Linked DNA regions of Mus musculus: regions 1, 2, 3, 4, 5 and 7 are each linked to region 6. The links are chromatin loops, found by intact Hi-C in ENCODE. Cell type or tissue: left cerebral cortex. All regions are shown on one strand. Region 1 overlaps Sgip1 (SH3-domain GRB2-like (endophilin) interacting protein 1). Region 2 overlaps Sgip1 (SH3-domain GRB2-like (endophilin) interacting protein 1). Region 3 overlaps Sgip1 (SH3-domain GRB2-like (endophilin) interacting protein 1). Region 4 overlaps Sgip1 (SH3-domain GRB2-like (endophilin) interacting protein 1). Region 5 overlaps Sgip1 (SH3-domain GRB2-like (endophilin) interacting protein 1). Region 6 holds the start of Sgip1 (SH3-domain GRB2-like (endophilin) interacting protein 1). Region 7 overlaps Sgip1 (SH3-domain GRB2-like (endophilin) interacting protein 1).

What was found. Hi-C counts contacts between places; a loop is a spot of excess contacts. Peaks named below come from ENCODE experiments on the same cell type or tissue, not always from the same donor. Only the 100,000 strongest peaks of a DNase experiment are listed, where the experiment ranks them.
Region 1: a loop joins it to region 6, with 9 times the contacts of the local background. A loop is called at or near these places in 2 of 42 quality-filtered maps.
Region 2: a loop joins it to region 6, with 2.5 times the contacts of the local background. A loop is called at or near these places in 3 of 42 quality-filtered maps.
Region 3: a loop joins it to region 6, with 2.4 times the contacts of the local background. A loop is called at or near these places in 3 of 42 quality-filtered maps.
Region 4: a loop joins it to region 6, with 2.3 times the contacts of the local background. A loop is called at or near these places in 4 of 42 quality-filtered maps.
Region 5: it touches region 6 in a loop (2.6-fold over the local background); 2 of 42 quality-filtered maps call a loop at or near these places.
Region 7: a loop joins it to region 6, with 5 times the contacts of the local background. A loop is called at or near these places in 5 of 42 quality-filtered maps.

What each region holds. Positions count from the first base shown.
Region 1 is chr4:102,885,973-102,889,972 of GRCm38, forward strand. All of the region lies in intron 8 of Sgip1 (SH3-domain GRB2-like (endophilin) interacting protein 1), which reads left to right. Among named protein-coding and RNA genes, the nearest start is that of Tctex1d1, 98 kb to the right of the region's middle. In left cerebral cortex, a CTCF peak has its summit at 2,190; DNase peaks (open chromatin) are centred at 1,127, 2,283 and 2,523; H3K27ac peaks cover 1,239 bases.
Region 2 is chr4:102,925,801-102,929,800 of GRCm38, forward strand. It overlaps Sgip1 (SH3-domain GRB2-like (endophilin) interacting protein 1), which reads left to right. Exons shown (of 26, transcript NM_001285852.1): 17 at 1,661-1,785; 18 at 2,986-3,112. Among named protein-coding and RNA genes, the nearest start is that of Tctex1d1, 59 kb to the right of the region's middle. In left cerebral cortex, a CTCF peak has its summit at 1,634 (motif pointing left); DNase peaks (open chromatin) are centred at 1,699 and 1,963.
Region 3 is chr4:102,912,189-102,916,188 of GRCm38, forward strand. It overlaps Sgip1 (SH3-domain GRB2-like (endophilin) interacting protein 1), which reads left to right. Exons shown (of 26, transcript NM_001285852.1): 14 at 2,871-2,963. Among named protein-coding and RNA genes, the nearest start is that of Tctex1d1, 72 kb to the right of the region's middle. In left cerebral cortex, a CTCF peak has its summit at 1,681; DNase peaks (open chromatin) are centred at 938, 1,765 and 2,144; H3K27ac peaks cover 392 bases.
Region 4 is chr4:102,839,505-102,843,504 of GRCm38, forward strand. The region is part of intron 1 of Sgip1 (SH3-domain GRB2-like (endophilin) interacting protein 1); the gene reads left to right. Among named protein-coding and RNA genes, the nearest start is that of Sgip1, 81 kb to the left of the region's middle. In left cerebral cortex, no CTCF peak of the experiment used is centred here; a DNase peak (open chromatin) is centred at 1,578; H3K27ac peaks cover 1,726 bases.
Region 5 is chr4:102,832,914-102,836,913 of GRCm38, forward strand. The region is part of intron 1 of Sgip1 (SH3-domain GRB2-like (endophilin) interacting protein 1); the gene reads left to right. Among named protein-coding and RNA genes, the nearest start is that of Sgip1, 75 kb to the left of the region's middle. In left cerebral cortex, a CTCF peak has its summit at 2,020; no DNase peak of the experiment used is centred here.
Region 6 is chr4:102,757,810-102,761,809 of GRCm38, forward strand. It overlaps Sgip1 (SH3-domain GRB2-like (endophilin) interacting protein 1), which reads left to right and starts at 2,326. Exons shown (of 26, transcript NM_001285852.1): 1 at 2,326-2,756. The coding sequence starts at 2,747. In left cerebral cortex, no CTCF peak of the experiment used is centred here; DNase peaks (open chromatin) are centred at 1,730, 2,435, 3,416 and 3,960; H3K4me3 peaks cover 2,836 bases; H3K27ac peaks cover 2,792 bases.
Region 7 is chr4:102,858,416-102,862,415 of GRCm38, forward strand. Sgip1 (SH3-domain GRB2-like (endophilin) interacting protein 1) reads left to right here. Exons shown (of 26, transcript NM_001285852.1): 3 at 2,355-2,379; 4 at 3,441-3,524. Among named protein-coding and RNA genes, the nearest start is that of Sgip1, 100 kb to the left of the region's middle. In left cerebral cortex, a CTCF peak has its summit at 1,586 (motif pointing right); a DNase peak (open chromatin) is centred at 3,037.

The DNA.
Region 1 (4,000 bases), 130 kb after region 6:
ATCATTAATACTGATATTCAGGTAACCCAACTACTCAAAAGTCATTTAGACCCAAGATCAATATTTAATTAGCCTAAGCACCAAACTGGGAAAACATGTTTGTAATTTTCCCTTACGGTAATTCTAGAAGCCATCCTAAATCATTTCAAGTATGGTCCTTCAGGACACAGCACTGAAGGCTGGCAGCTACCTGGAAAATAAACCTCCTCACTCTCCTTCAATGATGACTTTCTATGTAGCAGGCACTGAGTTTATGCCAAAAGTACCGAACAGACAATGCTGCCCAACCTTCTTGACAATGCTGCCTAAAATAGTTAGCAGAAAGCAGCATGCAACCAGTGTTGCTTTCAGTAGACACACAGACACTCCCCTATGTCCCAAACCCATCTTTCTTCCATTTGGTTTTCTGCAGCTGTGATCTGTCTCTCTCCCTCCTCCCAGGGTCTCTGGGGTGGTCATCTCTTTCTTTCTGGAACGCGCAGGGAGTAGACACTGGGAGACCTGGGGCTTCTGTGAACACATGTGTTGCTCCTCATACCTCTGGTCTTCAGTGAGCCGAGGCATTGCAGGCTAGCCTCGAGGAGGTTTGTTTTTATACACATTTAGTTCTGCAGCAGTTCAGGGATTCTTTTTTTTTTTTTTTTTTTTCCTCTCCAGATTGAGTCAAAGCTAAATTTCCATTGTGATTCATCCAGGCCTTGCTCACCCATGTGACCTTGGGCAAGTCATTTAACTCTATAGCTTCAGCTACCAATTAACTGGTGCTAAAGTTAGATTAGAAATACTCCATACTTTGTAAGTTCTTGTAAGGAATTTTTAATTAATTTATTTATTTATTTAGGCATATAAAGTGCTTAAGGCCTTTTAGGCAAGGTCCCAAAGTGGCCCTTAGAAAATGATAACTACTATTAACCAGAACAATACAGTGTCTCGTGGCAGTGGCTATAAATCCTCCTCTAAGGCTAGGGACCAGTTTAAGAGTGTGCAGTGGTGGCAATGTTGCCTTTGAATGTTGATTGTGTCAGATGCTTCACACACATTCTCATTCATTTTCATGGCAGCCTCATGGAGACAGTACTGTAACTAGCCCCACTTTGCAGATGAAAGCCTGAGGCACCAAGGAAGTGACTCACCCAGCACGTCACCAGTGATGAAGATGCTGGGACTTAAATCTAGTATGACTGATTTGTGATTCAGAACTTAACCGTTACATTGTTACATTATACTGCTTCTTAACTGTTGTATTGTTCCATTATATTGCTTTTGATGAAAGCCGCTCTACCCAGGAGAAAAAAAATTAGCTCACCCAAGACATGCTGTACACAATTTCCAGGTGCTCATAAATGTTTTGAAGGCTACAATCCCAGGCCTTCGGCCCAGAGAGTCTCCCTCTACAGAAAGTTCCTTCTAGAATGCCTCATGCGTCATCCCTGGTGACAAGTGAGTGAGGAGCAGCTGCCATCTTGCCAGTCCTCATTTAAACACTGCAGTGTCATAAGTGATGTCCAACTTATTAAAATCTCTGGTTTTATATCCAGGGTTCCCACCAGTTGTGTTTTCAGTGGTAAAAGACTGACACCTCTTGTTTCAGCTGCCCCAGTCAGTTCATCAGTGATAAGTATTTCTGCGTCACGAGTACATTACAATCAGGCCTTACATTTTGTAAATGCCCAGTCATGGTCTAAAATCTGAATGAGCTTCGGCAGTGTTGGGCAGCCCCATTTCACAATGAACCTAATGCAGAAAAACCAAGAGACTGATGGAGGTCTAAGGAGCAAGACCCAAACTCTAGTGTCTGACCCATTTTTTGCTTGGCTAAACGGATTAAAGCCAATGTTTTGTGAACTACAGAGCCAGCTCTCTTTAAGGTTGCTCTCAGCTTAGCACTGTCCTATGCTGGCCTCCTTGTCATTATGGGAAACACTCTGCTGTGGGAGCAGATTGGGTGTGTAAGCTCTGCCTCCAGACTACATCTCCAGCTCACCCTCTGAAGACCAAGAGCATGTGAGAAGAACCCTGGCCACAGTCTGTGTATCCTGGCTGAGTTCCTTAACTGGGAGTCTCTGTTTTCCGGTTTGTAAAACAGGAACACAATAGTAGCAGTCTTCTTAGGGTTGAGGTCAGAGTTACAAGAGGACATGAGAAATGTCCAGGTGTGCCTGAGCAGCCAGCAGGGGCTTCTGGGTAATTAGATCCCTTCAGCGGCACTTTTCCTTTTCCCTTAGTTGAGAGACTTGTGGGAGACAGAAGGAAATAAAAATAGCCAGGAAGGATTTGTGTGAAGTCAAAAATAGTTCTGTAGAATAGATGAGAATACGAGGCAGTTAAGAGTTAGGTTTGTACCTCTTCCCCCAACCCTGAGAATCTCGGAGGCATTGTCGTATGCGTTACTGAGTATGATGGAATGATTTGGGTAGTTTGAGCTTGTTCTTGGACACGTGCACTCCATAACGGAATTATTTATCGAAAGCTCTGAGGCTGGGGGAGATAAGCTTTGAACTGTAGACAGTCTGGTGCTCATTGCCGATTCCAGGTGGCCCACCCACCTTCCGCCCCCAAATTACCCTGCCAGGGAGCAAACTCCACAAATTTGCTGCTGCTTGGTAACACCGCCCCCTTCCCTGTCTTCGCTTTGGCAGAAGGTTCAGCACCCCATTGAATTCAGTGGAAAAGAGAGTCATCAGTGGTGGGGAGGAGAGCTCCAGGCTCCTGCACACCAAGAGAGACGAACCACCTGGTTCTATGCCCTGTACAGACCTCCTGCACTCAGAGATCTAAAGGGTAGATGCGCAACTTGCATTGCTCACCAAGTCAGCTTTAGGCAAACTCGATTTGGATTGGTTTAGGGATGCCAAGGGTGGGACATTAAAGCTTCCAGTCCTTTCTGCCAAAACTCTGCAGACATTGCAATAGATCCCAGAGGTAGTTTAAGAATCAACAGCACCCAGACCCAACAGAACAAGTTACAACTAAGACAGTGGTGCTGTTTTGGTTTTTTGTTTCAAGGCCCTGAACAAAAAGGTTGAGAAAATGAGTCAAAACTTTTTCAAAATATGTCACTGCCTTCTCTACATTTTAAGAAATCACTATGTGTAATGTCTAAAATGCACTGGGGGTGGGGGTTCCCCTTCACTACTAATTTTTTTTTCCTCCTGGAGAATTCTGTTGCTTCCCTTTGCTGACCTGTAGCACAGTATTGTTTTCCAAACCACCCATGCCTACCTTATTTTATTAAGAAGAAATCCTTGCATTGCTCTATGCTTCGGTCTGAACCATGAGCAAGGTGTTTGGTATTCATCCTGGCACTCCTTAGCAATTACATCTCCCAAGGATGCTAGCTGCACTTAGTACAAAGTCCTGTTTCCCCATATGAGCTCTGATAGGTTTTCCTGTGGAACTCCAGATTCTTACACTTTGCTCTGCTGATATAGGCAAGCTGACCTACTCTAGCTGAGTAGGTCGTGGTAGAAGTAACCACAGACATATATTGACTTATAAACATTTTCGACTAGCTTCACTGGAAGTAGCAAATTCTTGAATTACCTTTAATTATGTCACTTGCAATTTTTTTACAAGGTAGAATTTTCTGCCTTTCAAATTCTCCTTGGCTGTGTTAGTCCTCCCTCTGTGAGGTCTGGAATCTGAGTTCTTTTTAGTAGCTAATCTCCAAAGTTGAAGGACAATGAATCCCAAAGAAGCAATCAGTTTATTAAACAACCTCTAGACCTGTACATCATTTGTGAACAGCCCTAGCAACTATTTCTGCACTCAGAGGAGGTAAGTTTAAGTCTCCCCCAAGGAGCCACTTCCTCCAGCGCAGGCAGCAATGAGTGACAGTATATGTGCTGGGTTCTCTGGAAGAACAGGAGTGACAGAATGGATATATATTGCAAAGGGCAACTTGTTACATTCACTTACATTATAGTGGGGGGGTGGTTAGTTCATAAATAGCTTGTTATATCGGCTTACATTGTGGTGGTGGGGTTAGTTCATAAATAGT
Region 2 (4,000 bases), 170 kb after region 6:
AGATGCAGGAGGAAGGCAGATTGTATGCAAATCGTGGCAGTCCATAGTCTATCTGAGGCTTCAGGAGACATATATCCTTTGGAGTTAAACACACCATTTGTGCTTTATGATCATGGACATGCTGCTAAAAGAACTTCAGTCTTCACTGAGATGTCAAAGCTAAGCATGAGGATAATGTCACCTATGTAAAGCCCTAGCACAGATCCTGGCCAACTGAGGCAAGAAGAAGAGTAGAATTAATGTATGCAGTTGGCGGTAGAAGGGGAGACATGGGAGGGTATGGAGGAGAAGCAGTAACAGTGTCTCCACACTTAGGAGGTAGAAGCAATGCAGAGACAAGGCTCAAGATTTCACTCTTTAAACAAGAGAAGCAAGACTTGCCCCCAGAGGCTCTCTTGAGATGAAAAATGATTCTGAGATGGATTTGGCTTCTAAGATTCAAAGTTCTTTGAGACTCTCAGAATCTGGACTGAGGTGCTGGTCTAGGACTCTGGTGATACTGGTTTTATGTTGTGTTGTGTAAAGGAAGTGGGTGGAGAAGGGTAGAGGATATGGCGGTGGGGATGGGTGGATGTGGAGACAACTGGTAAGCTAGGGGTTATGGAAGTGGTGGGGTGTGGAGGCAGCTGCGGGAATGGAGACTATGAAAGCAGGAGAAAAGTGGAGGCAGCTGGTGGGGGGAATGTGGAGGTGGGAGTCTGGAGGCAGCTGGTGGGGGAAGGATGTAGAGGCAGAGGAGTATTTTTCTAAAGCAAGATTTCCTGGAATTTCCTTGGCATGATTTTACAACCTGCTGTTTCTAACCAAGTGACAGTTCTGAACAAGAACTGTCAGAATATCAGTTTCACCTCCTAAGGTTTGGGACCAGGTAGTTCTCCATGCATTTATGACTCAAGATAGACAGGTCCCTGAGCGCCATGCTTGGTGTGCATGCCAGCCTCTGTGTGTCAGCCGTGTTTCATATGCTTGTCATGGACAGCCAGAAAAGTAAATCCAAGAGACTTTTCAAAAACCACCAAAGAGACAATAACAACCCCTACTTTAACAGGCCCCCCCGGGGACAGTCCGTTCAAAGCACTTGCTGTGTTTCCGATATAGAGATTCAACACACAAAGAACTCGTGTCCTTTATTCATGACACATATGTGAGATAGTGATGAAGTTAGCACTCGGGGTTGACATAGAGTCAACAGCATAATTCTCTACCTGTGTTTAAAAAAGAAAAATCTAGTGTGGGGGGAAAAAAAAGCATTCAGCTTCCTTCGAGTTGAAACTTCCATTTTCAACTTGGACACAAATTCTGACTGTAAATCAAAACCAAGAGAATGTATCATAAGTCCCTTGTGTACATGATCAAAATGAAGCACCCCTCCCGGCCAGCCAAGAGTCCCTCCAGTTCACCTTCCATCAAGGATTTACCTTCCACTGGGTGTCACATGACAACGCGGTACCAAGCTTCAGCTTCTGCCATCAACCATAGTTCAACGGAGGAACTTTCTTCTTTATCGAAAGAAAAAGAAATGTGTTGTGCAAAAGGTTTAGCATAGTAACTGCAAAGAAAAAAGGAAAAAAAATGCATCCATGCCAGACATTGCCCTGTGCACTGCCGCCTTCTGGCTGCCTGTGTTTCCTGCTGCTTCTAATGCCCGTCTGTTTTCCAGGTGCGTCTTCTCCTGCTCGACCAGCCACCCCCTTAGTTCCTTGCAGCACCACTCCGCCTCCACCTCCTCCCCGGCCTCCATCCCGGCCAAAGCTACCTCCAGGAAAGCCTGGAGTTGGAGATGTGGTATGTTCCTCCCTGCCCTAGCTTGCTCAGAATGAGATCCCCAAATCCCTTGACCTGGGCCATCCCAACATCAGGTCTAAGCAGTACAGCACTTATACAAATGACCATCACAGGGGCCAGCTGAAAAGGAGTAGCTGCTGTGTGGGGATGCCTTTTCCGCCCACCTCAGATTCCTCCCAGCTTGCAAGCCATGATCTAAAATGGTAGCAATCGGGTACTTGGGCCATCAGCTCTGAGGCAGCAGCTGGAGACATACATAAATAGTGGTGGTCAGTCATGTGACTCTTCAGAGAGCGGGAACTCTTTTTACAATAATTGTCTTAGTTACTAGAAAACTGTGAGAGGAAAAAAATGGCTCCTGGGCTGGAAAGATGGCTCATCAGTTAAGAGCCCTGACTGTTCTTCTAGATGTCCTGAGCTCAATTTCCAGTGCCTACATGATGGCTCACAAGCATCTGTAATGGGATCTGATTCCCTCTTCTGGGGTGTGAGAGGACCCAGCATATATATAAAAGCATTTCTGGCTTCTGACCCCAGAAGCCAGATAAGTCAGCAGCAGACATTCAGCAACACAAATGTAGAGTGGTGCCCTGTAGGTGTGCCACAGTTGCTTCCTTAAATGTTATCCTAAGATGGAGGTGTGGGAACGGTCTTCTCAATGGTTCAGTTAAGAAGCTTGTGGCAGAAGTAAATCTCATTGACCCCTGTACAACAGTCTCAGAATGAATGGCATCATAACCTTCAGATGCCGTCTCGCAACCTCTCTATGTAGGAGAGCACCCATTTAGGTCCTGGAACACCTGTAGACACCGCATGTAAGCCAGAGTGCCTACTGAGCTCACAGGCTGGGGCTGGGCCTCCTCCGCCTAGATCCAGCACACTGGCTTGTATAAACACAGACCCATCCAGTGAAAATGGTACCATGGCTTTCAAGAACCTTGTTTTTTATCTCCAGGGCTGCGACCCAATAAAGATACAGAAATCAGGCTTGGCAAGATGACTCAGTTGACACTGGCTGCCAAGACCTGATTTCAATCTCTGTGGCCCACACAGGAAAAGGCTGTCATTTGACCCTCATGTGCACTCCATGGCATGTATACACACATGAACACAAAATAAATAAAGCACAATAAACATTTTAAACTACTAAACTGAAGTATTTTGGCTGTCTAACTTCCTTCTCTTTTCTTCTCCCTACAGTCCAGACCTTTTAGCCCACCCATACACTCCTCCAGCCCTCCTCCGATAGCACCCTTAGCCCGGGCTGAAAGCACTTCTTCAATATCGTCAACTAACTCACTGAGCGCAGCCACCACTCCCACAGTTGGTAAAAAGATCTCTCTCTCTCTCTCTCTTTTCATGTGTTTGTGGTTGTTGACTGGCTGTCCTTCATGATCTAAGCTCCCCAAAGCCCTGTTTCTAGTCTTAATTGTTTTGCTGTGTGTTCTACCATCACCTGGTTCTTCTCTCGAGAGCACCTTCTCAGCTAAGGAAGCTAGAGCTCTAGCCGTACAAATTAGCAAACTGCAGAATGGGAGAGCGCATGTATTTTGTAGGAGTTTTCTTATGTTATCCCATGCAGATCGACTCACAGAAGAACTCATCAAGGAAGATGCTAATATTTGGATCTTTCTCGAAACAAGAAGTATTCTCCTTTGAGAGAAAATGCTTAGATCAGAAGTAATATATTTTGTCTCTTTTTTAAAAATCTTGGAAAGTTCGCTTTCTTGAAACTTTCGATTCTTCATCATTTTTTGGTTATCTGAGGTAGACATTGGCATCGGGATACTTGGGAAGTTTTTTCACATTGCTTTTCAGTGATATGTGGTCAGTTTCCCCCGGGGCGGGGGAAGTATCATTTCCAGCAAATGCCCCCTGTACCTCTGGGTGTGATGAAAGTGATGGGGGTGGAGAAGGGTGACTCAGGGTGGCTCCCCACCATCACCACCACCCACCTCCCTTCCCCCCCCCCCCCCCCCCCGCTGCCTCTCTTCTTTACTGCATGCTGTCTGACCTGGAGTTTTCCCTGCCCACTTCCCTGTGTGACCTTCCTCCCTCCCCAACTCTCCGACCTGCTCTCCAGTTCTCCCATGCTGTAAGCCAGCTGGCCCGTTCTGCACTGCTTGGGGGAATCGTTCACTCAGCTCAGTGAATTCCTGCTGCTACTTCTGGAAGAGCACATCACAGAATCACTCATTTGAGAAGGAGCTAGACA
Region 3 (4,000 bases), 150 kb after region 6:
AAAGTTATTTGACTTAAAACCTCTAAGTTAGAGCTAGCTATAGCCCCACATTTATGGAAATGTGGTTAAGAACACATGCTACACTTGCAGAGGATTCAAATTCAGTTCCCAGTACTTATAGGAAACAGCTTACAACTGCCTCTAACTCCAGCTCCAGGGGACTCAGCCCTTTCTTCTTAATTCCAAAGGCACCTGCATTCACATGTGCATACCCATAGACAGATATACATATACACATATTAAAATACTATCTTTTTGTGATAAGATAGTAACTCTCTAGGCTCCATTAGACAAACGTCCTTAAGACTTACCAGATATAGTAGAGCATGCCTTTAATTTCAGCACTCGGGAGGCAGAGGTAGGCAGACCTCTGTGAGATCTAGTCTAGCCTGGTCTACAGAGTGAGTTCCAGGACATCCAGAGCTACATAGGGAGATCCTGTCACAAAAGACTCATGTGGATGGTAGGTAGACAAGTGGACTAAGCTAAAGTAACGAAGAGGTTTCAAAGTGCAGTAATGAAGACAGAATTTATTTCTTGCTAATGTTATCGAGGTAACCACAGGGTATCAGGGCTAGTCTTTAGCTTTCAGTGGTTACCTTCCTCTCTGAGTCCAAGGACTTGCTCCAGCTCCTATCATTCCAGTAGGTGCCAAAGACACTGACATCTGTTACGAGAACAAACTCTAAATTCTAAACACATCACAAAGTGCATTGCAGAGAATTTGGTGTAACATGGCCAACTAAAACTCCTTCTTCTGTGAAGACTGGCTCTGCAGCAGCAAGCTACGCCTGGGTGATTTCAATGATGTAGTGAGACAAATTTATAAAATGCATTCCTAAATCCCATCTTGGTGGCATTACACTTGTAACCTAGAACTGTAGCCTTAGGGGAAGGCCTTCATTTGTATTACTAAATCATCTATGGTCAGTCTCATTTTTCATTTGTATAAGGTGACGGGGGTGAGAGCTGGTATGTTGCATTTGAATTTGCCCATTTAAGGAATTCCATAAGCATACAAAAATATCTTCACTGAAAATAGAAACAGATTTTTAAAATCTAGGTTATCCCCCTACATTGAGCCTATGGAAGCAATATTGTTCCCAGCACTCCCTGCATGGAAGCTTGTGATGGGGCAGACATATATCTGTGCTCGCTGAGAAGTCTTGCTTGACCGCCCTTCTGGCTTTAGCCACTGGACTTCCGCCAATTTCTGGCATTTGCACCAACCACACCAGCCCTTCCCCTGGCCAATCCCCTCTTTCTTACCAGCTCAGACAAGATAATCTTACTACTTCAGACTGATACTACTATCAGTATATGCATTGGGTATAAATAGAATTCAAATATAGAATAGATCTTTTTAAAGGAGGTATCTTATATCAAAATAAATCTTATTTATAGTCCCTCAAAAACATGGTTAATTTTAAAGACTTAAATACTTAATTGTAGAATATGTATTTAGTAGGCAACCCAATATGTATTTAATGGCAGAAATGAAGATATTTCTCTCGTAGCATTGCTAAATGGCTGGCAGTGCTTTCTTTCTGGATAGTAATGTTAGTTGCTTAGGAGACCTAGGAAGCAAAGAGCTGTGGCTGCATCAGATCTTGGCTCCTCTGCTCTTTCTATGGTCAAGTGTTTGAGAATATTAGTCATTGGGTTTTTGCTCCCCAAAACAGCATTGACTTTTACCACGTGGTGGTGCTGTGAGAATGAAAGACAAAATAACAGCTACTGGCCTCAGATGAGTGCTTCATGTACCATTTTCATGCATGCATGTGTTTGTACCCTGCCACCTTCTTCATCCCTTTCAGGTTGAATAATATCCTCCTGAGGTATTATTGTCTCCCCCTCCCACTGCGGGAAGAATGCTCAGAGGGGTTAAATGCCTTGCCCAAGATTCTACAGTAATCTAGAAGCTACAGTGAAATCCACATTCAACTTGTTTCCTCCATTGCACAATGAATAGCAGTGCACTTGCTGAAATAGACTGGTGATTTACACGTGAACAGCAGCAACACAACAAAGAAAAATGTTTTAAATTCACAGCTCTTAGACCAATACCTAGCTGCCTTGATCTGCTTCACACATCTAAAGAACTGTTCATTTTCTGATCAGTGGGCTGGCGAGATGGTTCAGTGGTTAAGAGCACTGACTGTTCTTTCAGACAACCTGACTTCATTTCCCAGCACCCGCATGGTAGCTCATAACCATCTGTAACTCCAGTTCCAGGGGATCCAATTCCCTCTTCTGGCCTTTTCTAGCACCAGGCACACACATGGTACACAGACATACATGAAGGCAAAAGACCCATACATACAAAATAAAATAATTTAATTAAAAAAAATCTGGTTCTCTCAGATGTTCAACAAGCATCTTTAGGGTAATTATTCCTCTTTATGATGCTGTGAAGGGTTAAGAGCGTGAACAATCTTTAAAAATAGGAACCACTGTAGAGACTTCAGATATTTTCAACATTGAGATATATTCATAGAACTCTTTAAATAAACCAGCTAACAACAAAATAACCCTTGAAGTAACTTCTACAATTTTGGAAATGGGGACAGTACGTGTAGTGGTATCTGGAATGTCCTTAGGTGACCAACCAGGAAGAAAATGTAGGTTCTAGTTGGGTTTTGGCTTAACTTATCTCCATGTACATACACACAGATACCCCTTACTCACACACACACCATGCTTCTAGGCCTGTTCTCTGTCTAAAGAGTGTGTGCAGCATAGGCACACTCCGAAATTAAACTTCTAGGGTGAGTGGAGGCGTGGGGATCATGTTTGGAAACTCAACTTTAATGGAACTTCTAAGCTCTTGTTTGAACTTACCCTGAGGAATTCTATTTTCATGTTTCCAGTTCTTTTAGATCAGCCTGAGATATGGGGTTCAGGCCAACCGATGAACCCAAGTACGGAGTCGCCAGAGCTAGCAAGACCTTTCCCCACTGGAAGTAAGTTAATGTATCTACTCACCTTGCTCGCTGACTGCATAGTAAAAACTTTAGCCCACTCCTAGAAGGCCTGGGTTAATAGTACTTGAATTTAAAAAGAGGCATTACTATCTAACAGACTAGATCAGGTTCTCTAAGCTGGGATAAAATAACAGAATGAAGTGGCACAGTTAGACTTGAGGTAGCCCCTCTTATGACAACTTACATGTTCCATTGTTCAACCATCCCTCCTGTGTGACTGTGTACAAAAGTGTGTGCATGGAGGAAGCCAGGATGCCAGATACATATGTAGGAGAGGATGGCCTTATCTGGCATCAATGGGAGGGGAGGGAGGCTTGATGCCCCAGCGTATGGGGATGCTAGAGGGGTGCGGAGGGAGTGGGTGAATGGGTGGAACACCCTCATAGAGGCAAAGGGGAGAGGGGGGATGGAATGGGAGATTTGTGGGGGGGTACCTGGGAAGGGAGATATCATTTGAAATGTAAACGAATAAAATGATTAATAAAAAAAGAAAGAAAAAGAAAGAAATTAAGCTGAAGGCATGGAACAACCACACAACATGAGTACTGAACAAGTCCAGCTGGGTCTCTTCTCGTCCCAGGTGAACAACTGAGACTGCACAGGACAGAAGGAACCCATAGACAGGAAAGACCCCCCCACCCCCGGAAAGCAAGACAAACAGGCTTGCTAACAGAGAGATACTGCAGTGAGACCAAGCCACTTGTATGTCAAGGCTGCTCGTTCTAGCCCATGTGACTGGAGAGGGTCCTAAGAAGCCTTGAAACCCCCTTACCTGTGATGAACTGGATGTGCTGAGCTGAATGGGTTCCTCACTAGGTCAAGCCTGCTGCCCAAGGGCTTATGAAGTCTCCATCAGTAGAAACACGCAGCAGGATGTGTATAGTGGGGACTCCTTAGAATAGTCATGGGAGGAATGGTGTGTCTAGGGAGTAAAGAAGTTCTGAGGGCCTTGTTTATGCATGGATACTCAACAAGTACTTTCTCCAGCCCAGGATCTCCAGGGCTTCCTTTTTGGT
Region 4 (4,000 bases), 82 kb after region 6:
TCATCATATATCTCCTTTTGAAAAAGAAACAAACAGACCTCATTCAGGTAAAAAATTAACCCAAAGGAAAGCAAACTGGACAGTAATGGGAAAGCTTTCTGTCAGCCCTGGTCCTATAGTGTTTCATCCAGGGTAGAAGAGGCTCTTTGGCAGAAATAAAATCTGCTACCACATTTATCAACTTAGGCTTTGAGATAAGTTTCTCAGAGGTTCATTAAAAGCGGGTGGGACACCCAGAGATTGAGAGTGACTTTTGATTGGTGATGACTGTTGTAACCAAGGCAAATTTAAGATTTTAAAATTTTAATTATTTTCAATTTTTGCTATTATTTTTTTATCATTATTTCTAGAGAAATAGAGCTATAGAGCTGCTGGCAGTGGTGAAATTGGGTATTTAGTTACCCTTGTGTCATCATTTAGAGCAGCAGACTTGTTTTAGAACATCAACATGTCAAGATGGGCAAGAGAAATATGCACAAAGTAATACCCAGTATACTTCAGGTTCTATTTGGTTTTCTTACTGCACTAAAAATTCTAAAACTTACAAAACACTGTATAATTATTAGTTGAGGAAGTGGAGACTCAGCAAGATTAAGCACCCATCCCTGATGTCAGCGAAGGTAAGCAGGGAACCCAAGTCTGGACTCAATGTCCCCACTTCCTTTCCAGCAAAGTATGCGCTGGAGCATCTGGGTACAGTGCTGGCAGCTCAGTCAGTCATCCACTGCTTCAAATCCTGGTCACCGGGCCCCCCAGTTCCATTAACACTGGCACAGCAAACAGGACCTTTGGAATCAAATGTATTCTGAGACTATCTTCTCTAATATGTCCTTCTATGTCACCTAAGGGTCAAAGAGTTCTCACTCAAAAAAAAAAAAAAAAAAGCCATTTAGCCCTTGAAGTTCTTCACTGCCATCTGTTAGGATTCTCCATTTCAGTGCTTAAACTTGCTGTTTGATCATTCCAGATTTTTACGACCCACTGCTGTTGGATGGTCATGGGATTCTTCCCAATGGGCTTAGCTCAGAATGTCATGTAAACAGGCTTTGCACTTACCAAGTACAAAGGTCCCTTGGGCTTCCTTTGATCACTGAAATGTCAAACTACAGTACTCAGACCAAAACAGAGGCCTGTCTACCAACTCTGAATAATTCCTTCGGTTAAAACTGCAAATATATAGAGCAGCCAGTAAACGTGTAACTGAATGTCACAAGCTGGAATACTCCAAAACACTGGCCGCAACTCTTCCTGCTTCCTGGCATTCACTTTTAATAAACATCTCCCACATTCCAGGCAGCACTGTAAGCCTTGGAAATCAGAAATATCAAAAACTCATGGGAGGGACTGGCTTGTGTCTTAAGTGACCTGGAGAACCGGAATAAGACTTTTTTTTTTTTCTTTGAACAGTCTGAATTGAAACACAGAACTTGTGCTTAAAACTGAAGGGAGGGCTGAGAATTTGACTGGGTGCCATTCCCAACCTTAGAAGAGATGCTGTCGTGCAAAGCCCCTGCCTGCATCTTTCCTGAGATACAGCCGTCGTAATGAATACTCATTGCTATGCTGGAGTCGCCATCTGCATGGGGCATCATGCCCAGGGCAATTAGATTTGCCTGGTTTTTATTCCTGAGACTAAATGCTTGGCCTGGGTTCATGCAGAAAACAAGTAATTCCATTACATGTGGTTCACCTTTAAGTAACCCTCAACATTGATGAAGACTCCAGCTGAAAATTCACATTCGTTGCAGAAATAATCCACTTATCCAGACTTGATTAAGCTTCCCTTCTGTTACTGGGAAACACGCAAAGATTTCCACATGCAAAATATAGTCTTTATGTTTAATTAATGTGCAGCTTAATTTGCCTAGAAATGTCTTTCCTTTAAAAAAAATCACATTGGAGAGGACATTACTTTTGGTAAGCAGGCGAAAATAGTTGTAAACACTAAAAGAAAGATATTCCAAGGAAAAGAGGAAGCCAGGACTCAGTCTGGCAGAGGGATCTTTATAATGTAGTCTGTAGACCTGCCTCTGCTTCTTCTCATGTGCCGTGGTGTGTTCCGGGTAGGCATGACTCTAATTGCCGCCCTCTAGCACTGGGGCCAAGGCAAAGAAGTTCCTTCCTGCTGGATTTCTTCTCTCCATGCTTCATATCCAGGTTGGAGGAGAAGACACCTGGAAAACAGAGTCCTGAGAGTCATCCTCTCCGGAACTAGAATCCCAAGTGCATGCCTGGCTGCTTTGTTTTCTTTTCCTTGTGGATTGTTTGTTTGTTTTATGAGTTCTGGAGATTAAACTCAGGTCCTCATGTTTGCAGGACAAGCGCTTGACTAACTCTCCTAATGTCTACTCTTAAGGCCAGAAGGTTCTGGTATGTGTTGTATATGTTTATTTTCACATATTTTCATCAGTAACCGGTATATACAATACCAGTAAGATGAAACACAATCATCTTTTATTATAACTAATCAGACCATGACATTTTGTTTTCCATCTTCAATTTTTATGTTGCATTTTTTAAAAATTAAAGGCAATATTAGACCCATTCATAAGAGAGGATTGTTGGCTTTAACATAGCATTTCAAGCAAATACCCTGTTTTTAATACTGTGGCTCTGCATTGAACAAAGACTGAGGGATTTTTTTGTTCTGTTTTTGTTTGTTTTAGTTTGGCTTGATTTTGGTTGTTTCAAGACAGAGGTTCTCTGTGTAAGAGCCCTGGCTGCCCAGGAACTTGCTCGCTTTGTAGACCAGTGTAGCCTCAAACTCACAGAAAACAGGGCCTAGAGACCCCAGAGTTGGAACTGACCCAAGTGCTTCCCTCCTAAGGACTAGATTTCATAGTACTGAAAATGCCATGGAAGCTTCCAAATGAGGGAGACAACCAACAGTTCTACTCATCTAGAACACCTGTGAACCACAAAAACAGCCATCTTGGCACCATCACCGGAAGGATGCACTTGTGGCACATACTCCTTGGCTAGAATCAACAATTCTTTAATTTGACTTAAGACCTGTTCAACAGACAGAAACCATGTCTGGTGCTGGAAACCTAGCTAATTATTCAGTGTTAATGAAGTCATGGCAAACCTGTCCTTAAAGCCATAGATTGGTGGGGTCTTCATCCCTATTCAAGGAAATTTCTCTTTGCAACAGTCAGAGACCACTACAGAAAACCACAACAAAGAGAATGCAGCTTTATAAGCCAGTGCCAATGGATACATAGAATATTTGTTACGATTTTATCTCAGGGTATGCATCTAGTGACTGCTCACTTGACTACAGTGAGAGTAATATGTGTAAGGACTACTCAGGACTGTGGCAGAAGATGGACTTTCCAGTGTGCATGCAGAGCATCTTAATATTCAATTGTGGGAAGCCACATGAGCTGTTGCAAGGTGGCACTGGCTACTGCTGGCCACCAAGCATAAGTTTGGGCAAATAACCAATGTGTACATATGCAGTAAAGTTTTTTGCCAAGACACTGCCTGGCCCGGGCATGATAATGAGGTTCTGAGAGTATAACCAATCAGATGTGAGACATGCAAATGAGGTATGTTAATGAGGTCCTGTGAGGTACAGAGAGAGAGAGAGTAACCAATCAGATGAGGAACATGCAAATGAGGTATAGTGCATAACCAATCCGGGTGTGAGACACGCCTCTCCTAGGCCTATAAAAGCAGCACCAGTTCTGGGCTTGGGGTCACTTCGCCTCTGCAATCAAGCTCTCCCAATAAACATGTGCAGAAGGATTCTGTTGCAGCGTCATTCTTGCTGGCCAGTCCGGCACGCGCAAGAGTCAATGACAAAATGGAACTCTCAGGACCAGGTTTGGTGGTGCACACCATCCATCTCAGCACTCAGAAAGCAGAGGCAGGTGGATTTCTGTGAGTTTGAAGCCAATATGGTCTACAAAGTGAAAAAGTTATTTTTTTTAAATTTGGTTTTGCTTTTTAAATTAGTTAGCGAGTACTACAGAGAAGACACCAATCAACATAATAA
Region 5 (4,000 bases), 75 kb after region 6:
TATCCAAATATAGGCTGATATTCTTGCTAGGACAGTTTGTAACAGTCACTATTTTCATCTAAAGGAAACACAGGTAAGGCTAATTTGGTGACTGAAACTCAACAGAAAAAGGATATGGAGTTTTGATGTCTGACACCACTTTCAGTCTCTGGCTCAGTTAGCTGTGTTTTAGCGGAGAGCAGCATGTGTCATACTGTGTCTGGATGCCTTCTATCACTTTGTGCCTCAAGCCCATGTAACACCAGAGTTCGAATCCACCTGACTCTTCTAGATGGTATAGGTTTGTCACTCACTCCACCTCCATTGCTTTGAGACCTCTCACAAATGTAATTAATTTCAAGGTACAGGAACTAAGGAGTTAGATGCCAGCCTTTTTCCCAGAAAGCACTTTTAATGTATTAGAGGCTGACATGGTGGCACACACCTATAACCCCAGCACTTAGGAGGCTGAGACAAGGTTGCCTTAGTTCAAGGGTAGCCTGGGCTTCAGAGTAAGGTCTCAAGCCCCACCCCCTGAGATGCACAAGTCACTGTATATCTAAACACTAAACTGACGCAAGACACACTCAGATTAAATCATGCTGTCATTTTAAGCCCTAGGTTTTATGTGAGCCCTGGGTTCTCTCAGACCCTTTAGCTTCCCACAGGTAAAATGCAGGTGGAGGTTCTTCTCCAGCAGGACTGACTTCAGGGCTGAACAGATAAGTCCTGGGAGACTGCCCAGCTCTAGAACAGCACACTATAGGCACTGTGGGTTTTTTTTTCCTTCATCATCATTACTAATGGCCAAGCTCTTTATCTCTGTTACTTCAATAATTGAATTTTTAATCTTTTTTTTCACCTCCTACTCCAGTTTGAAAGCTTCAGGCCCAGCAAGATTATTGTAGCTATTTGTAATAGAAACAGAAATATGAATGACTAAGCCAGCCAGAGAAAAATTAGGAAGGTTCCCTGGGGAGATGTGACAGAAGCGCTTGATAATTGACTCCAATCCAGAGCATTCATCTTCATGGGTCCAGGGACAGACACTGCATCTTAACCCTGACTTGGACTGATTCCTCCAAGGTGTAAAGTCACTGATGACTCTATGATGAGTCACCAGATGCTTGGTGCACCTGGGCCATCTCTGCCAAGATAGCTTGTTACATGTTGTTATACAGTAATGTAAATACGGCATCACTGGAGACTAAGAGACTTGGGTGATACTCATAGATCCATTTAGGAGGCCTGTAAACTCCCTGCACTTAATAGACAAAGGTTGCCAAATATCCGTTCATGCCTGTATTTTCTGAGGACAGGACTAATTTTTTTTTTATTATTATTAAATTCTCAAGGGTGTGGGTGAGAAAAAGATGAAGAGAGCCACTGCTCCACAAAGAAAGACCATGACTGTTGCAGTGTAGAGAGACCATGTTCATGAGTATGCCTTTCCTGCAATCTCAAGATAGGCATCACCAAGAAGACAACTCTGTAGTCCTGCATTGTGTCTAAACCGTAATACGTCGTGCTGCAACTCGTGACTGTGTTCATTTCTGAAGAGAATTCACGGATATTCCAAAATCCCTCTTACAAGCTGGTAAAACTCATTTGAGTTTGGAATATGCTCCTAACCATAAACTCATCTTTGTCAGTCTCTTAACATTTCAAATGGATGTTACCTTTTTCTCAAATGCCTAGCTCTGTGCGACTGAGGAGCCACAGCGTGGCGTTTCCTCCTGCTTTATCCAGTACATTATGTTTGTTATTTATGAATAAAACCTGCTGAATCCTGGAGAATGCCTTTAGGCTGGGGGAAAGCACTTGCCATTGGGCATGTGGTGAGTGGTATCAGCACACCATCGTGCTGAGGGCTTTGTGCTGGACTTTGATGACAAGCAGAATCAAAGTGAGGAGGCCAAAGTTACCATCTCTGTTGCTAAAATTAAAAACTGAAAATTCAGAGATGGAAATAGGACATCCTCTTCCCCTAGCCCAGACTGCAAGGCTGAGTCCAGTCTCCACTGAGGCCTGCAGTGGCACCCTCCCCCCCACTAGGGGACCCTTTTGCAAACTCTAGTGCTTTGAGAGGAGAAGGCAGCTTGAAAAGTTAGTATGATAAAAAGAGCAATTTATTTTTTTTCCAGCCATTCCAACCACTGACAGTTCTTTCTACACTTTTGTTTCCTTATAAATTTAAATTTCCTTCTCTGTAATAATTATCAAGAAGACAAAACATAGCAGACAGGGCCAGGAATATTGGAAGAGGAGAGTAAGTCTGAGGGTCTCAGCAGAGAGCAGGAAGCCAGTTCAGCTCCTGTATGGTTGGGGTGCTGTGTACCTCCTCCTCCTCCTCCTCCTCCTCCTCCTCCTTCTTCTTCTCTTTCTCTCTCTCTCTCTCTCTCTCTCTCTCTCTCTCTCTCTCTCTCTCTCTCTCTCTCTCTCTCTCCAGCCACTTGGCAAAAAGAACATAAGTGCTTAGCACACAAGCCCACGGGCCTTGAAGATTTCTACCACTTAGATGCTGTGATTTTTTTTTAAGGTGATAATTAATGCTTGCACAGAGTGTGGTGTATCTGTATTAGCCCAAGGCTATGTATTCTTTTTATAGTAACTCATGTTACTGTTTTTGAAGTATTTGTTGTGCATATGAATTGTACATGATATTGTGTTACATGAGGACATTTTCGTTTGAGCATACATTGTACCTTGTGCATTCTTATTTCACAGAAGTTAGTTTTGGAAAACTAAGATCTTTTTGGAGTTCACGAGCCATAGTAGTATTTCTAAAAGGCAATGTGCATACAATTATATCCACAGGTTTATGCATGAAATATAGCAATATAATAACAAAAAAATATAAATTAAAAACAATATAATGACATATACATTGTGCTTACATAGTATCAGGTCCTCTAAATACTATAAGTAATCCAGAGATGGTTTAGGGTACATAGGAAGGTATAAGTTAGATAAAACTAATATACTATTTTATATAAAGCAGTTGGGCATCTGTGAATTTTGATATCTGAAGGGAATTCGGGACCTAATCCTCACAAACACTAAGACATGACTGTGAAGTTATATGTTCATACATGTATAGTATGGACATACATAATCCTATCTTGATCTAAAGTCATGAAACGATATGCATTATTTTTATATCACTGACTCAAATACTTGACAGAAACTTCAAGGTGGGATGCTAACTTTGGCTCCCAGTTTCAGAGGAATTCGATCCATTATAGTTGGGACTGCATAGCAGAACAGCTCCATCAGCTATGACAAGAGCATGTTCGCATGGCATCCGACAGGAAACAGAAAGCAAACCAGAACTGGCAGTGGATAGAACCTGTGAAGACCAACCCCTAATGACTTCCTTCTGTCTTTCAAAGACTCCACAGACTTCAAATTAGCACTGCAGTCTAGGGAGCAAGAATACAGAATATGAGTCTATGGGAGGCACTCTAGACTCAAATTGTAACACCTTTCTTTGTTCTTTGGATCTGTCTTTTGAGAAGGGTCTCCTCTGTAGGCTTGACTGGCCTGGGACTCACTCTCCCAGAGTCTAGCCTGGAACTGATGGAGATCTGCCTGCCTCTGCTCCCTGGGTATTGGGAGAAAGTGTTGGTTAACACCACCATACCTAGCTTTAATCTTCCATGGAGAAGAGTGTCATTTTTGTAACTGTGTTAAATAACTTAAAAGTGCTTTTTATATATATCATTGGTTAGAAGAGTGGTTCTCAACCTGTAGGACATGACCCAGTTGGGGGTAACACATGACCCTTTCACAGGGATTGCATCTCAGATATCCTGCATACCAGATATTTATATTGTAATTCATTAACAGTAGTAAAATTACAGTTTTGAATTAGCAATGAAAATAATTTTATATTTAGGGTCACCACAACACAAGGAACTGTATTAGAGAGTCACAGCAGTAGGAAGGTGGAGAACCATTACCTTAGAATATTAATGAATGCTCTATGAGGTCATTCACAGAGATTAGGGACACTGCTGCT
Region 6 (4,000 bases):
AGCCCTTCTGTGTCAGTGATAGTAATTCTGCAAGCTAACATAGAGGACTTAACAAAGCTGTAGACACAGCACTAAGTAACTTTCAGGCAGAGTCTCAGAACAATTCTGGGCATATAGTAAGGCATTACCACAGATCTGCTTTATTGCTATTTATAGCAGAGGTTCCCAACCTTCCTAATACTGTGACCCTTTAATACAGTGCCTCATGCTGTGGGAACTCCCAACCATAAAATTATTTTTGTTGGGACTTCATAACTGTACTTTTGCTACTGTTACAAATCCCAACGCAAATATTTATGTTTTCTGATGGTCTTAGGTAACCACTGCCATTTGACCTACAAAAGGGTCACGGCCCACAGGCTGAGAACCACTGGTTTATAGGCTTGTGGACTTATTCTAACTTCCATTTTATAGGTAAGAAGCCAAAGTCCAGAGTTGTATAACTGGCCTCTGTTCTCAGACCTCAATGAAGAAGAGACAGGATTCCATTTCATTGTTTGATACCAGTCTCCATCCCTGTTGTTAATCTTCATTAAAATAATTTGCTAATCACACACACACACACACACACACACACACACACACACACACACACACACATCCTTTATTCAATAACCCACCACAGTTTTTAGAGCCAATCAACTTGCCCTTAAGACAAGTGTTACTTTGTAATCTCTTCCTTTTAAAACTCTACGGCCTCATAGGCCTCGGGAAAAAGCCACGAGCATGTATAGCTCTCAGGAGACTTTAATGTTTAAATGCAGAAGCCACAGAAAGATGGATCCTTGTGGGAAAACAATGAGGCTTTTAAAAATTATTATTATTGCTATTATCATTAATTATTATTATAAAACTCTTGTAAGTTACTAAGAAGCTGAGTTGCTTTTTGATTTTGACTAATTCATCTCTTCGTTCGGCCTCTTTAGTATTTCATAGCCACCAATATCTCGTATTCCCTCTGGAGGAAAGAATCAGACTATGTCGAGATCTGGGTAATACTAAGTGAGGGTGTTATAAATGATCAGCCCTATTGTTAGTTTCTGACCTGATCTTCAATAAAGAGATTTTCATAGCCCCGGCTTTGCTATTCTTCCTTAGTTTAAAGACCTTTCTCTAGCCTTTTCATCATCTGCTCCCTACAGTGATAGGCCTTCCTTACTCGATTCAATTTATTTCTTTTTGCTTTGTTTTAGCCTGGTTAAACCCAGGATCACAGGACACCAGGCCTGGGAGTCCCTCCCTTTGAAGGACTCCTAGGACTTTTGATAGCACTCAGGTGACAGACCCTCAGCTCCACCAGACCTTGTGCCTGAACCTTTCCCCATTCTAGCAAGTTGCCAAGGCCCAGGCTCCGCCCATTCCTCCAGCGCAACCTGGACCGATTGCCTTCCTCTCTGGATTTCCCTTGGGGTGAACGACTGGGCTCCTAGGCGACTGAAGACTGCAGGAGGAGCGTCTTGCAAAACCTGCCATGTAGCAGCGGCTTCAGTTGGCAGCTGTAGCCGAGGCTGCAAGCGAGGCTCCCCACCTGGGGCAGGCGTCTGCCCAGCTCGGCTGGAGGACGCGGTGACGGAGGGCCCCCGCAGCCCCGGGGTCGCGGCTGCGGAGCGGAGTGCGTGGGAGGAGGCGACTCGCGCACGCCTGAGGCGGCCAACGCTTAGACTCTTGCCTTCAATCCCCCTCTCCCGCCTCTCGCCCCAGAAATGAGCTGGAGCATCGCCTGTTTGATTCCAGAGCCCGAATCGGGTGGGTTCTTTTGTTTCTTTGTTTTAATGACAGTTGCCAGCCCTTGGGCATGTCATGCGCAATTAATTTCCTGCTTCCTTTCAAGGCAGCTGGGATGAATTTTTTTTCCTGCATCATCCTTTGGGGGATGGTTGTTTATGATGTGACGTCAGCGAATTGATTTTTCTCTCGTGAATGAGAGGAAGAGACACACAAGGAGAGACAGAGAGACCTAGACAGAGAGACAGGGCGCGGGGGGTGTGGGGGCCAGAGAGACCTAAAGAGAGCGCGAGCCAGCCACAGATGACAGATGTGCACAGAGGCCAAGCGCTGACATTTGAAATTCCTTCAGGTCAAAGTGAGGTTGGAATGGGAGTGTAAACGTGTGTTGCTAAGATCTGGAATTACTAAGAAGTGTTTTCTTAAAAAAATAAGTAAAAGAGAGAAAAACGAAAAAAAAAAAAAAATCCCTGGGATCAGCCTCCTGGGCTTCTTTCTTGCTGGCATCCCCTGTCAGGGTGGCAGTTCAGATCATCGGGCGCCCCAGAGCCGCAATAGGCTTGCAAGGACCACGAGGAGGGGCGGGGGAAGTGCGTCACCAGGTGGGGAAGGGGCTGTGTGTTTGGAGAGGAGCGGGAGGCAGTGGGGGTAGCGAGCAATGGGGACGGGAAATGGGTTCCGTGCGCTCTCCGGGGGTATTGTGTCAGGAGATGCAGGCTGGCTACCATGTGACGCGGTCCAGAGCTGAAGGGATTGGCCGAGGCAGCGCAGGCGGTGCAGCTCGCCGGCTTGCTGTTCCTCTCTGCCTTTCTCTCACAGCATCTTCCTGGGAGACTGTAGGTGAAGCAGCACTAGCTGCATCCATGGCCGGTCTTTCGGGTTAACACTTGTCTCCTTTGGCTTGGCAGCAAGCAGAGCAGACCTCAGCGGCAGCTTTGTGAGGACTTAGCTGGGACCTGGAAGCGTATCCTCCTGTGTTTTTTCTGACTTCTTGGAAAATAAGGAATGCAATTCTGCCACCATGATGGAAGGTAGGATTCCCTCTGCTGTGGTTGGCTGGCTCCAGGCAAGATTTGGGTAGACCAGTATGGAAGAATGCATGCAGCCCGTGGTGTCTGTGTCTAGAACCTGGCTGCCAGGATTTTTGCAAGCAGATACTGCAGCTTGCTTGCAACCGGGCCCAGGCTTAGACTAATGGAATCAAACCACAGGGTTTCTGTCTAGCTCAGAATCTCCACAGCTCCCAGCCTCTTTGAAAAGAGAAAAGCCTAAGTGTTTGCAGAGAGCTGAGGCAGCCAAGAATAAGGTCTCAGAACAAACAAGTTGGGGAAGAAGATAAGGGGTTTCTGTGGAAGGTTAAGCACGCTGGTTAAATCTTTGCAATGGAAAGTATTTTCCGAAATTGATATTAGACAGAAGAGGTCATCGAGAGAGTTATCTATGCTGGCATTTTCAGTGAACTGCTTACATATCTTATAAGATATTCTGATCTTTGAGGTTTGCATTATAGTATTGGAGTGAGGGGTGCAACAAATTTGGTTCATAAACTGGAGTTTTATGAGGGCTGTCATTGCAGCAGAATGAACGATCTAAGAAAAAGACCTGGGCCTCTTTGCTCCTTCATCAGGTTCAGACCAGTTCGTAGAGGAAATGGCTCTTAGTTTAGCATCAAGTGATTAGTTGCTGATTATCTTACTGCATTTAATACTAAGTGTAGGGAGGACCTTCCCCTGGGAGATGCTATTTAAACTACATTTTATTCTACCAGCTTGCCCTTTCCAGTCTAAGATAGTGACAGCCAACATCACCTCAGAAAAAGCAACAAATTGGTCAGAGAAGAAGCAGACAGCTCTATGTTGCCTTTGATTATCTGTTTTCACATTGCAGGATGGGGTAAAACTCCTGGCCTTTCCTAAGATGACAGGCAGAAATTTTGGACCCAGGCTAGATTTTATAATGCAGAACCTAGTGCATAATGGGTCTCAGATCAGCCACAGAAATGTCAGAGGGGCCACCTAAAGCCAAGGTCTGTCCTACCAGTTGCCAATGGTCAATGGACCTTAGCAATTTACCAAACTGGAATAAAAGGGAGATGGTTTCAACAAAACCAGTGAAGCTCCCCTTGTCTCTCCGCCACCCTCCTTTCCCCCTTCCCACCCCCCCCCCCCCGTCATCATGTCAAATGTCATTAGTGTGACTCCAGGGAGAGAAGAATTCTGGGGTAGAAGCTCATAGATTCAGGGAAATAGCCTTAAATGGAGGCAGCGCATCATTC
Region 7 (4,000 bases), 100 kb after region 6:
ACTAATGCCAGATCTCTCGTCGTCTAAAATCCAGGGATGCATGGAATATGCTTCAAGCCCCAACAGGAAGTAACTGCCAAAGAGTCTGCTATATTTAACAGAGCAGCCTTTTAAAACTGATGGAGAACTTAGGACATTTCCAAACAAGCTCCGTTAAAGCAATTCATGGCAACCACACCAGCACTGAAGGAAACGCTCACAAGACTGTGATACAAAGGGTTAGAAAAAAATCATCCCAACCACAGGAGCACAGAAAGGAATGATGATGATGATGAGGAGGAGGACGACGACGATGACGACGATAGAAATAGAGGGAAGAGGGGACCTACTGTGACCACACAGTAGCCGCTCATCCTAACCGGGGAGAAAGAAAAGAACACCTAATACTCTGACAAACCAGAAAAATAGCCAACAGCATGAAAGGAATTTCTAGAGATTGCTCTGTAATGACTTTAATGTAAATGGCACCATCCTAGCTAACCAGGGCTGGAGAGGTGGCTCAGCAGTTAAGGGTCTGAAAAACACCCACCTGGAGATCCACGACCATCTGTAACTCCAGTTCTAGGAGGTTCAATAACGCCATCTGGTTTCCACAGGCACCAGGCATGCACAAGGTGCATAGACATGCAACCAAAACGCCCATACTCATGAAATAAAAATACCTCAATCATTCCGTACTAAAACAGGGCTCTACATTCTAGTTCTTGCTAATAGTGTAACACTTTTAAATTCCTTCCTAAAAGTGCTACACTACTAAAACCATGTTCCCATGTAACAGTGACTACCTTCTCGCTTCCCTCTCTGTATTAGTGGCACTGCAAAAACGGCCATGACCAAGACAATTTACAAGAGACTTTACTTGAGCTTACGATTCTAAAGAATTAGTGTACATGCTGGCAGAACACAGAGTTGGCAGGCGGAGTACTTACATCTTGAACCAAAAGCAGGAAAGAGAGGGTACTAGGAATGTAAACCTCAAAGCCCCACCCTCAGTGACGTACTTCCTCTAGCAAGACCACGCCTCCTGAAAAGAGAGGGTACTAGGAATGGTGTAAACCTCAAAGCCCCACCCTCAGTGACGTACTTCCTCTAGCAAGACCACGCCTCCTGAAAAAGAGAGGGTACTAGGAATGGTGTAAACCTCAAAGCCCCACCCTCAGTGACGTACTTCCTCCAGCAAGACCACGCCTCCTGCGCCTACCCCAACAATTCTGCTTAGTATTCAACCTGAAACTATGTCATTCAAACCACTCCACCTTCCCTCGCTTAGCCAGTACAGTTTCCACCTGTAACAAGAAAAACAACTTGCTTTCACTGTATTAACGCACAGAGTGGCTGGAAGTGAGCAGTTTATGTTCCCCATCAAGAAATGTCAATGGATAAGAAAAGAAAGTAAAATCAACACTTGAATGCGTAACATCTGTCAGGAACTAGAATTTGTTCATTCTTTGTGCTATCAGGTTGGATAATGAGTTCAAGGTGACAGAATTTAGAAATTGCAAGAACTGAACCTCCAGGTTCATTTACTCTAAAAGGCCTGGCGCATCACAGCAGGTCACCACCACAGAACTGCTACCCTAGGGTTCAGCAGCAGAGGGCGCCACTTAGCACAATTCCAACCTCCATTTCCTGTCCTATATTTGAAAGGGATGTAATTACAGAAATACGAAAGAAGGTACAGATTCTCAAACTGGTTGGAAACTACCAGAAAAGCTTTAACTTCATAAAAGACAATTCAGAATCACTCACAGGAGAAAATTAAAGGAGCACACCTGTCTGTATACATGTTTTATGATAGATTTAAGTGAAGCCAGCAAGAATGAGCCAAGGGGACAGGAGAGCTAGCTCAGCCACTAAGAGTAAATACTGCTTGTGCAGAGTCGAGCAGACAACCCAGTTCAGGTCCCAGCACTACTGTCAGGTGGCTCACAACTATCTGTAACTCCAGCTCTTGGGGGAGCTGACACACTCTCTGGCCTCTCTAGGCGCTTGCACTTACACGTGCACATGCCCACACACAGTCATACACATATACACATAATTTAAAATTAAATAAATCCTTTCAGAAAGAGCGGACCAGACTCATGAATTATGTGGAACAAACTCCATCACGCCAATGCGTGCCTTTGGACTTCAGTTCCTTTTGAGAATATCGATCACTGCCTAACACACATGTCCAGCTCACACTCAGATGTCACCCAGCGTGATAGGTTGTTTGTTTGTTTGTTTCCTTAGTGAGGTTTGCAGTGCAGTGGGAATACACAGAGGATGCAGGTGATGGCCAATGGTTCTTTATTCACTGCAACCAGAGTGATTCTTCCTTCATAACTGCTACCAATTTCTTTCTCTTGCAGAGGCTCGCCAGACCGAGATGGAATGGTAAGTATTTAAACGACCATTTTTAGTGAGCTTGCACCGCGATATCTGCTATGCTTAAATTTCCACAAGGCCAGCTTCTCTCTCTCTCTCTGCCTCCTCTTTTTCTTCTTCTTTTTCTCCTTTCTTCTCCTTCTCTTCCTTCTCCTTCTCCTTTCCTCCTCTTTTCAAAAATTCAACTATTTTAATTATCTCTAGTAAATGTGCATGAGATATAAGTGTGGTCTTCGTCAAGTTAGAACTTATATATTGCACTTACCTAAAACTCAGCCCCAGAGCACACGCGCAAACTAGCCAGGGAGATGGCAAGTCAAAAATAAAAAAATAAAAAATAAATTGTACAGGCATAGTTGGTACAGGGGCTGTTCCCATCTCCAGTTCAGTGTCTTAGAGCTCATTATGTGAGAATGTTCTCCAGTGGCACCACGGGCATAAAGGAGCAGCTTCCCCATAAAACTGAAGGAAACTTTTCCCTTGAGTAGCTGGGCTGCAAATACATTTTCTATATTAAACTCAGAAACAGGGAACGGTCTTCAAACTACTTATGCCTGACTGAATTTTACAGCCCGAAGGAGCAAAAATGTATCCACCGGGCTTCGATTTAACAGAAAGTGACTCCTAGCTGGCTGCCAGATTTCTTGGTTTTTAAAGAGATCTGGGATATGCCAGCTTAGACGACAGACTTAACGGGAGTCTGCTCTAGCTCCCAAAATGACTTCCTTCCCATCTAATCAGATGCCTATTCAGAGAGTTCAAAAGAACAGCTGTTACTCGGGGGAAATGGACACACATTAAGCTCCCCGGGGCCAGAATAAGAACTAAAATAAACCTGGTGATTAAAAAAATATATATATATATTTTTTAAAACTGCTCTTTATAATAGTCTACCTAATGGGGTGCTAATTGAAGCCATCGCAGGAGTTTTTCTCCTTCTTCTGGATTAAGAGTTTTCAGCTTTGGGGTGCCTTTTGCATTCATGTGATTCTTGCTATGAAATGTTCTTTTAAGAAATAGAATGAAATTGATCAGACTTCGGGTACCTCTATAATCAAGGCTCTATTCAGCAGGGGAAAAAAAAGGCTCAGAAGACACAGCTTCTCCTCACCTCTTGCTTCTGGCTCAGAGCCCTCTCCTTAACTCTGTCTCAGGTACTCTCTGCTTCTGTGTCCTCTCTCTGCTTCCAGCTTGGTCCTCTCCCCAGGTCCTCTGTCCTCCCGTCTCTGCCTCTACCAGGCTCTGTCACCACCAGTGCCCTCGTTGAGTTGCTGCTCCTGGCTTCTCTCACTCTCCCACTCTCTTAGTCTTGTCTTTTTTTCTCCTCCTCCCCCCTCAACCCCCCGTCACCCTCCTGCTCATTGTCTCTGAGGTCCCATGGCTAACTCACTAGTCTCTGCTTTTCTAAGGAGCCCAGTTTACATATCTGCTGGAATATGTACCACAGTAGCTGATGTTGAAGATGCCCATGAACATGTGTTGCAGGCATGGGCACGATGCCATCCAGATCTCCCTGAGTTCTCCTTACATCATCCCAAGTCCTGTAAAATCATTTATTAGCAGTTTGTGTCCTCCCTGCTGTTAGTTAGAAATGCCATAAATAAAAATGCTCATGAGAAAAAGGAATTAT